Regions from separate parts of the Homo sapiens genome. Here region 1 is linked to region 2. Evidence: read pairs that join two places in POLR2A ChIA-PET (ENCODE). Cell type or tissue: OCI-LY7. All regions are shown on one strand. Each heading gives the region's core, and the rest is flanking DNA. Links, peaks and the distances in the headings are about the cores only. Region 1 overlaps RABGAP1L (RAB GTPase activating protein 1 like). Region 2 overlaps RABGAP1L (RAB GTPase activating protein 1 like).

Region 1 (4,399 bases), core at 269-4,268, 430 kb after region 2:
AGAAACCCTGCAAGCTAGAAGAGAGTGGGGGCCAATTTTTAACATTCTTAAAGAAAATAATTTTCAACCAGAATTTCATATCCAGCCAAACTAAGCTTCATAAGTGAAGGAGAAATAAAATCCTTTACAGACAAGCAAATGCTGAGGGATTTTGTCACCACCAGGCCTGCCTTACAAGAGCTCTTGAAGGAAGCACTAAATATGGAAAGACCAGTACCAGCCACTGCAAAAACAAAACAAATTGTAAAGACCATCAACACTATGAAGATACTGCATCAACTAATGGACAAAATAACCAGCTAGCATCATATGACAGTATCAAATTCACACATAACAAAATTAACCTTAAATGTAAATAGGCTAAATACCCCAATTAAAAGACAGACTGGCAAATTGGATAAAGAGTCAAGACCCATTGGTGTGCTGTGGAGCAGGGGGCGGTGCTCATCGGGGAGGCTCAGGCTGCGCAGGAGCCCACGGTGGCGGGGAGGCTCAGGCATGGCGGGCTGCAGGTCCCAAGCCCTGCCCCACAGGGAGGCAGCTAAAGCCCGGCGAGAAGTCGAGCACAGCAGCTGCTGGCCCAAACACAGCTTAGCAGTGCTAAGCCCCTCACTGTCTGGGGCCGGCAGGGCCAGCTGGCCGCTGTGAGTGCGGGGCCTGCCGAGCCCACGCCCACCCGGAACTCACGCTGGCCCGCAAGTGCCATGTACAGCCCCGGTTCCCACCTGCGCCTCTCCCTCCACACCTCCCTGCAAGCTGAGGGAGCCAGCTCCAGCCTTGGCCAGCCCAGGAAGGGGCTCCCACAGTGCAGCGGTGGGCTGAAGGGCTCCTCAAGTGCCGCCAAAGTGGGAGCCCAGGCAGAGGAGGCACTGAGAGTGAGTGAGGGCTGCCGGCACGCTGTCACCTCTCAGAGGGAGAGGCGTGGGTGGGAACCGAGGCTGCGCACAGTGCTTGCGGGCCAGAACGAGTTCCAGGTGGGCGCGGGCTTGGCGGACCCCGCACTCGGAGCGGCTGGCCTGCGCTGCTGGCCCTGGGCAGTGAGGTGCTTCGCACCCGGGCCAGCAGCTGTGGAGGGTGCACCAGTCCCCCAGCACTGCTGGCCCACCCGCACCACGCTCGAATTCTCGCCAGGCCTTAGCTGCCTCCCCATAGGGCAGGGTTCGGGACCTGCAGCCTGCCGTGCCCGAGTGCCCCCTGGCACTCCTGCCCTCCACGGGCTCCCGCACGCCCGAGCCTCCCTGACTGGCACTGCCCCCTACTCCGGGGGCCTGGTCACACCAACCGCCCAAGGGCTGAGGAGTGTGGGCACATGGCATGGGACTGGTGGGTACCTCCACCCATGGCCCTGGCACAGGATCCACTAGGCGAAGCCAGCTGAGCTTCTGAGTCGGGTGGGAACTTGGAGAACTTTTATGTTTAGCTAGAGGATTGTAAATGCACCAGTCAGCACTGTGTCTAGCTCAAGGTTTGTAAACACACCAATCAGTGCTCTGTGTCTAGATAATCTAGTGGGGACTTGGAGAACTTTTGTGTCTAGCTAAAGGATTGTATATGCACCAGTCAGCACTTTGTGTCTAGCTCAAGGTTTGTAAACACGCCAGTCAGCACCCTGTCAAAACGGACCAATCGGCTCTCTGTAAAATGGACCAATCAGCTGTCTGTAAAACGGACCAATCAGCTCTCTGTAAAACAGACCAATCAGCAGGATGTGGGTGGGGCCAGATAAGAGAATAAAAGCAGGCTGCCCGAGCAGTCACCTTCCGGACTGTGGAAGCTTTGTTCTTTTGCTCTTTGCAGTAAATTTTGTTGCTGCTCAGTCTTTGGGTCCGCACTGCCTTTATGAGCTGTAAGACTCACTGCGAAGGTCTGCAGCTTCACTCCTGAAGCTAGTGAGACCACGAACCCACTGGGAGGGACGAACAACTCCAGACGCGCCACCTTTAAGAACTGTAACACTCACCGCGAAGGTCTGCAGCTTCACTTCTGAAGCCAGCGAGACCACGAACCCACCATAAGGAAGAAACTCCAGACACATCTGAACATCTGAAGGAGCAAACTGTGGACACACCATCTTTAAGAACTGTAACACTCACTGTGAGAGTCTGCGGCTTCATTCTTGAAGTCAGCGAGACCAAGAACCCACCAATTCCGGACACAGTGGTTTTCCCCTGCAGTCAGGCTGCCCAGCAGTAGCTACTTTCTCTAAGAAGTTTTCCCTGATCACCCGTTCTTAAATGGATATATCCTTTTCCTTTCTCTCTTAGCACCCCGTGGTTGGTGTTTATTTATTGACTTACTTACTTACTCCTCCAACCTCCCCAGCCAAACTTTGCGTCATTCCATCAGTCAGTGGCCTGCTGGTGTCTGCCAGTGCTTGCTGGTGTGCTCTTCTGCTGGTGTGTGTTCCTCCCAACGTCCAGCCGCTTGTGTCTGTGCCCCCAGGGTCTTGGGGATTTTATAGACACAAGATGGGGGCATGGCGGACCAGGGTGGTCTTGGGAAATGCAATATTTGGGGACGAAAACAGAAATGCCTCTCCTGATTTAGGTCCAATGGCACAGGCCCAGAGGTGGAGCCCTCACCAGGAGCCCCACCCTTCTGCTCCCAGCACTTCCTTGCCCCCATACTATATCATTAAGACATACATTGAAGTGCTATGTATCTCACTTCTAGAAGTAAAACAATGTCAATGAGATTAGAAGCTTTATATATACCTCTTCCTGACTACATCTTCTTTGGTCTTCCTCAGGAGAACCATTATGAAGAATTTAGTGTTAATCATTCCCATGCATGTCTGTTTTTTTTACTACATATGTATGTATCTCTGGACAATTTATAATTGAGAATATTTGAAAAATATTATTGCAGTCTGATATGGTTTTGATATTTGTCCCTTCCAGATCTCATGTTGAAGTGTAATCTCCATTGCTGGAGGTGAGGCCTTGTGGGAGGTATTGGATGATGGGGGCAGATCTTTCATGAATGGTTTAGCACCATCCCCTTGGCAATGAGTGAGTTCTTATTCTGAGTTCATGGGAGATATGGTTGTTTAGAAGACTGTGGCACCTTTCCCTCAAACCCTGCTCTCGTTTACTCTCTCACTGTATGATGTGCTGGCTCGCCCTTGTCCTTCCACTGTGATAGTAAGCTTCCTGAGGCCCTCACCAGCAGCAGATGCTGGCACTATGCTTTGTGTACAGCCTGAAGAACTGTAAGCCAAAATAAAACCTCTTTTGTTTATAAATTACCCAGCTTCAGGTGTTCCTTTATAGCAAAGCATGAACCAGACTAACACACACTCACTAGTTTATCAAGTCTACCTCCAAAATAGGTCTTGAACCTTTATTCTTTCTCCAAGTCAGCATTATCTCCTATTCAGTAACTTCCTATCTGTTCTTCCCACTTGTCTTCCTGTCATTTTTTTCCCATTATTCTCCATAGCATCCAGAGAGGATTTTGTAAAACACATAACCGATTACACTCCTCTACTGAAAACCCTTCTGTGGTTTCCCACTAAATAAAACTCACATTGTTTCATTTGGCCTGCAGTTATTCCCTTCCTTCCTCCCCAGTGGTATCCAAAGGTCAGCCTTTTTCCTGCTCTTTGTAGTGGAACACTGGTCTTCTTTTAGTTTCTGGAACATTGAAAACATTTGTATATTTTTTAGGACAGCAGGGATGTTAATTTAAAAAAAAAAAGAAAAACATTTTTTCCTCTTTGTGCTTGGAATGAACTACTCACTCTACCTTGCTAGCTACTTCCTCTAAGAAATTTTCCCTGATCACCCATTCTTAAATGGATACATCCTTTTCCTTTCTCTCTTAGCACCCTGTGGTTGGTGTTTTATTTATTGACTTACTTTGTATTGCTTTTAAAATGCCTATTTCCCCCACCAGATTATAAATTTCTGAAAGGAAGAGCTATGTCTTTTTTGTGTGCAGCTGAATACCTAGTATCTAACTTTACATATGGTAGACATACTCAAAGTATCTGTTGAAGGAAAATAGGAATGAAGAAGTAACGGACATAATTATTTTTATCATCTTCATTTAAATTCTACAGGCTGAAAAATAACTTTGCTCTTGAGTTTTAAGAGGAAAAAATAAGTTGTTTTAGTTTAGATATTTTAAGAAACAGAAACCTAGACATAGTAGCTCCAGTACAGTGGGGGTTTATTGTAAAGATAGAGGAAATCCAGGAGAAGTTGAGCAAGTAGACTTCAGGAAGGACAGGCACCAAAGTTAACCTAGACACTCGTCTGTATTATTCTCTATCAATCTCTATGAATCAGATTTTCTCCCCTCTTTCCTGACCTACCTCTTTGTAGCTTTGTTTTTTTTACAGGGCCTAAAAGATCTCTAAGTATTTCTAGTGTGTGTGTAATTTAAGACTAAAATT
Region 2 (4,399 bases), core at 167-4,166:
ATCTTCTTGCCTTCCAAAGCACTGGGATTACAGATGTGAGCCACTGCACCTGGCCTGAATTAATTTTATTAGATTATAGAGAAAGCATTTGGGCTTTGTTTTTCATATACCACTATAGAGTTATTTCATTTGTGGAGACTAGTGATGGAGAAATATTAAAGAAAATGATGAAAAGGAAATATTTTAGAATTTTGAATATTTTTAAATTATTAACTATTTTTGCATTATAGTTTACTTATAGTTTTTCATTTATTAATTATTGGCTCCAGTCTTTTGGCCTTCGGGATGCTTGTAATATATATTAAATATTTCAGTTGTAGCAAATAGTTTTTTCTTAGTTTTTTAACTTTTCATATTATTTATCATGTCTAGTATTGAACAGAATGTATAAATGTTGAATAGTCACATTTTTCGTTGTTCCATTGTGTTTTTTCATTCCTACTTCATCCAGATAGCTGTTAATTGCCTGTTTTTTGCCCCTTCATTATCTACTTTTAAACTAAATTTAAAGTTTTACCTGCCGAGTTATATGCCTACCCTAAGTGCTTTACTGTCATTAAACCATTAATTCATATTTAGAATATAATGGATCAGTTTGTTTTATCATTAATTTTTATATTATTTAGTTTATACCCACAGTAGACTTTTGGTTACTGACAGGAAGCATTCGTGAATACTGATATGAAAATATAATATGTTAATGAAGGGCATTAAAATGATAATTATTCTTTCATTTCCTTAAAGAGAGTATTCACCATTTATATAAATCACATACATTGATCACATATTAAGCTGTCTAAAAATAAAGGCTAAACAGAAAAAAAGATTATATAAAATTTAACTTTTCATTTATTAGCAGTAAATAATTTTTAGACCCACAATTTGTTATTTCTGGAGACAGGCTTGCAAATACCTGTAACTTCTTTCTTATACTTGTTCAGAAGGAAGCCACAAAAATGATAAAAATAAGCCAGTTGACAGTTTTGAAGAACAAAATATAAGAATTTTGCATATCAAGTTATAAAAATAGTTTTTATGTTTTTAATGTAACACCTAGTTTAGTTTTATTTTGCAATAAAATATATATTTGGTCCACAAAAGAAAATTTATTTATAATTTATTCTATTAAACTATATAATAGTATATTATAATATTCTGATTCAAAGTATACATTTTAAATTTAACATTATCTCATATGCCACACAAAAATGTTGCCCTGATTTTTAAAATTTCTAAATTATGTCCTTGAAATTACACATTACTCAGAGAATGTGTGATCAAATAAAGTTTGATTTTTATGGAAGAAGTTTAGAACCTGAGAGATGAAAAGTCTTGGATCTTTCCACTGCACTAAGATCCAGTTGAATGTTATATTCTGTCTTGTGTTATTACTCCTTACTCCTTTCTCTAAGGTCCTCCAGGTCAAGTATAATGTCTAACAAATTTTAGTTTCTCTTGAATTGGCAGGTGTATTTAGTAAGACTGTATTTAGTAAGAATGTAATAAAATTGTTATTGAATTTGAGAAGTAGTTGATGAATCTGAATGTTATATAATATTTAAAAACACTATTGAGGGTTTCTTCTAGTGGTGGCCTTGGTTATTTGGACTTTCCTTTAACAGAGAACTAAAAATTGTAAAGAAAATAAATTTTAAAAAATATTTAAAAAGGAATGAGGAAATTACAAAATGGTATGGAATGACCAGGCCATAGATTCAAAAACCTCAATGAGGCCAGGTGTGGTGGCTCACGCTTGTAATCCCAGCACTTTGGGAGGCTGATGGGGGTGGATCACCAGAGGTCAGGAGTTTGAGACCAGCCTGGCCAACATGGTGAAACCCCGTCTGTAGTAAAAATATTTTAAAAATCAGCTGGGTGTTGTGGCGGGCACCTGTAATCCCAGCTACTTGGGAGGCTGAGGCAGGAGAATTGCTTGAGCCCTGGAGGCGGAGGTTGCAGTGAGCCAAGATCGCTCCATTGTACTCCAGCCTGGGTGAGACTCTGTCTCAAAACAACAAACACTTAGGATTATTAGTTCCTAAGAAACATGCTTGGAGTACTTGCATACTTATTTAATCAAAATGTGAATAGAACAGTTAAAAATAAACATAGAAGGTATTACAATTGTAAAGAACTTTAATTCTTTCATAAGTGAGGAAACTTTGTTTAAAGTAGACAAGGAATAATAAAGCTCGCATAAAACCCAGAAAATTTCTACTACAGATAAGCAAGTATACATGACTGTGGCAGTGGATATGGTAGTCACAGAGGTGGTGGAGCCTGTTCGCTTTCTCCTGGAGACAGTAGTCCGTGTGTACCCTGCAAATGAGCGATTTTGGTATTTCAGCAGAAAGACTTTCACAGAGACTTTCTTCATGAGATTGAAACAGGTAGGACCTTTTTGTTCTCTTCATATATAGTAACAAACATTTTTCTTTCCACACTTCTTTTTTAATGCCAAGATAATTCCTGAAGTTGCAAAACAATACAATTCCTCAAAGAAATCAAATGATATTTGAAGTCAACCAATAGAGTGTTTGAAAAAGTCACATCTAGGTAATATTAGCTAAAAAAACCCAGCAAGTTTAATAATTACATACTTTTTCCCTAGAAACCTGTAATGTATGAACCTTCTTAACAGAAATATTGACTGCATATAAAACAACGTTTCTGCCTTTTATAAACAATTACTTAAAACCAAAAAGGCAGTGCACAGAAATATCATATGCTTATAAAATTTTAATGAAAATGTTTCTAAGAAATACCTAATTTCTATAGTTATTTCTGCCTGTAATATTAGATAGACAATATTATATGAACATCTTGTTTGACTCATCAGTGAGGTTATAAAATTATTTTAATATTAAATGAACAAAATTATGGTTTCTATGATATCCTCAAATTAGGCAGTATTAGTAGATAAAATATGTAACTTTTGTATTATAGCAAAGGAAGCAGATAATAATGAAAAATAACTTGAATGCTAATTGTGTGAGTTTTTAAAAAATCAGGATAAAAATGCTCTATTAGAATAATGAACATCTTTTATATGCTGTTTTTGTTAGTACTTTCATTCTCCCAAGTTTTAAAATGCTTGCTGCTTCATATACTATAATATGTGGACTGCTGTGTGATAAAAGCAGGCACCAGTACAGGAAACAAATATAGAAGCCTCTTACCCATTTTCATATTAAAAAAACTGCCATGGCGCATCTCGGCTTTATATACTATGTACTTGGAAATTATTGTGGTTTTAAAAAAATCTTTCATAAAATTATTATGGCTGTTATTTGACTCAGTTTTTATTACTGTGTGAACTGCTTTTATAGCATATTCTAATGAAGGTTATGTGAGCAATATTCAAACTTCAGTCTCCTGAGCATCTTTTAATATTTTATTATGAGACTTTTTTCCTGTCTTCCTTCCTCCCCATCCTTCTTTTTTAAAAAAATAGCTTAGTTATGACTATCCAATAATTCTTCATTTTGAGCCAAAGAATTATTCATAGTTGCATAATCGTGAATAAAGGAGCTGGAGCTGTATAGAAAGTTGTCATTCTTCTAATGATGATAAATTATAATGTAAATTATACCTCCTAGAGATCTGAGAAAATGTTAGGTTTTTCCCAGTTCTAGTACTTTTGACTGTCTGTCTGCCTGGAGAGAGAGAGAGAGAGAGAGAGAGAGAGAGAGAGAGAGAGAGACATTAAAGTAATTGTTAAAATTCATGTAAGTAATTATTGCAAGACCTGAGACTATAACTCCTTACCTTAAGCCAGAATATGCTGCTGTAAGGCCAGACTAGCTTCTTTCTACACCTCCAAAAGGTGGGTTGGTTTGGGGTGGTTGATGGTAATCTGGAGATGTTGGTCTACACTATACAACATTGGTAGAAAGAATGAATTAGGTGATTACCTAATGCAATTCAAAGTAACCTTTGAAAATCTGGGTCCAGGCCATTACTACTTTAAAGAAATAAAGAGAGAATGCATTGATTTCAGTTCTAAGTGATTTAGACACCTAGAACTTTTTCTTTCATTCTGAGAGTGTTGAACTTATTGAATGAAACCAGAACTTGTCCTGTACCCAGACAGGATTAGACCAGACTCCTGGGGGCAACACCAAAGTACATGAGATGCCCTGTTCCCAAACTATTTTTTCTTGGCAACTTTCTTCTCTCAAATATAGCAGAACTTTATGTGTGGGCAGTGGGGATGTATGAAAGTCTGCTTTGTTCCTGTTTACTGTCCACTCAGGGCCAAATGGCATTTCATTTCATTCATTGTCCATTTACTGGGAGCAAGGAGAGCACTTAACAAGAGGATGGAAACTAGAGTCTGGGAAAGTAAACTAGAGGCTGGGAAAGTAAACTAGAGAAAGTCCTTTTGTGTCCGGAATTG

The links. ChIA-PET counts read pairs that join two places held together with the same protein. Peaks named below come from ENCODE experiments on the same cell type or tissue, not always from the same donor. Only the 100,000 strongest peaks of a DNase experiment are listed, where the experiment ranks them.
Region 1: POLR2A ChIA-PET joins it to region 2 with 5 read pairs; 3 of 35 experiments call an interaction of 5 or more read pairs at or near these places.

Annotation. Positions count from the first base shown.
Region 1 is chr1:174,710,484-174,714,882 of GRCh38, forward strand. The region is part of intron 17 of RABGAP1L (RAB GTPase activating protein 1 like); the gene reads left to right. Among named protein-coding and RNA genes, the nearest start is that of RABGAP1L-AS1, 240 kb to the right of the region's middle. RefSeq lists an enhancer at 1,913-2,022. In OCI-LY7, for the core only: no CTCF peak of the experiment used is centred there; no DNase peak of the experiment used is centred there.
Region 2 is chr1:174,276,390-174,280,788 of GRCh38, forward strand. RABGAP1L (RAB GTPase activating protein 1 like) reads left to right here. Exons shown (of 26, transcript NM_001366446.1): 10 at 2,224-2,390. Among named protein-coding and RNA genes, the nearest start is that of RABGAP1L, 120 kb to the left of the region's middle. In OCI-LY7, for the core only: no CTCF peak of the experiment used is centred there; a DNase peak (open chromatin) is centred at 2,281; H3K4me3 peaks cover 2,720 bases; H3K27ac peaks cover 4,000 bases.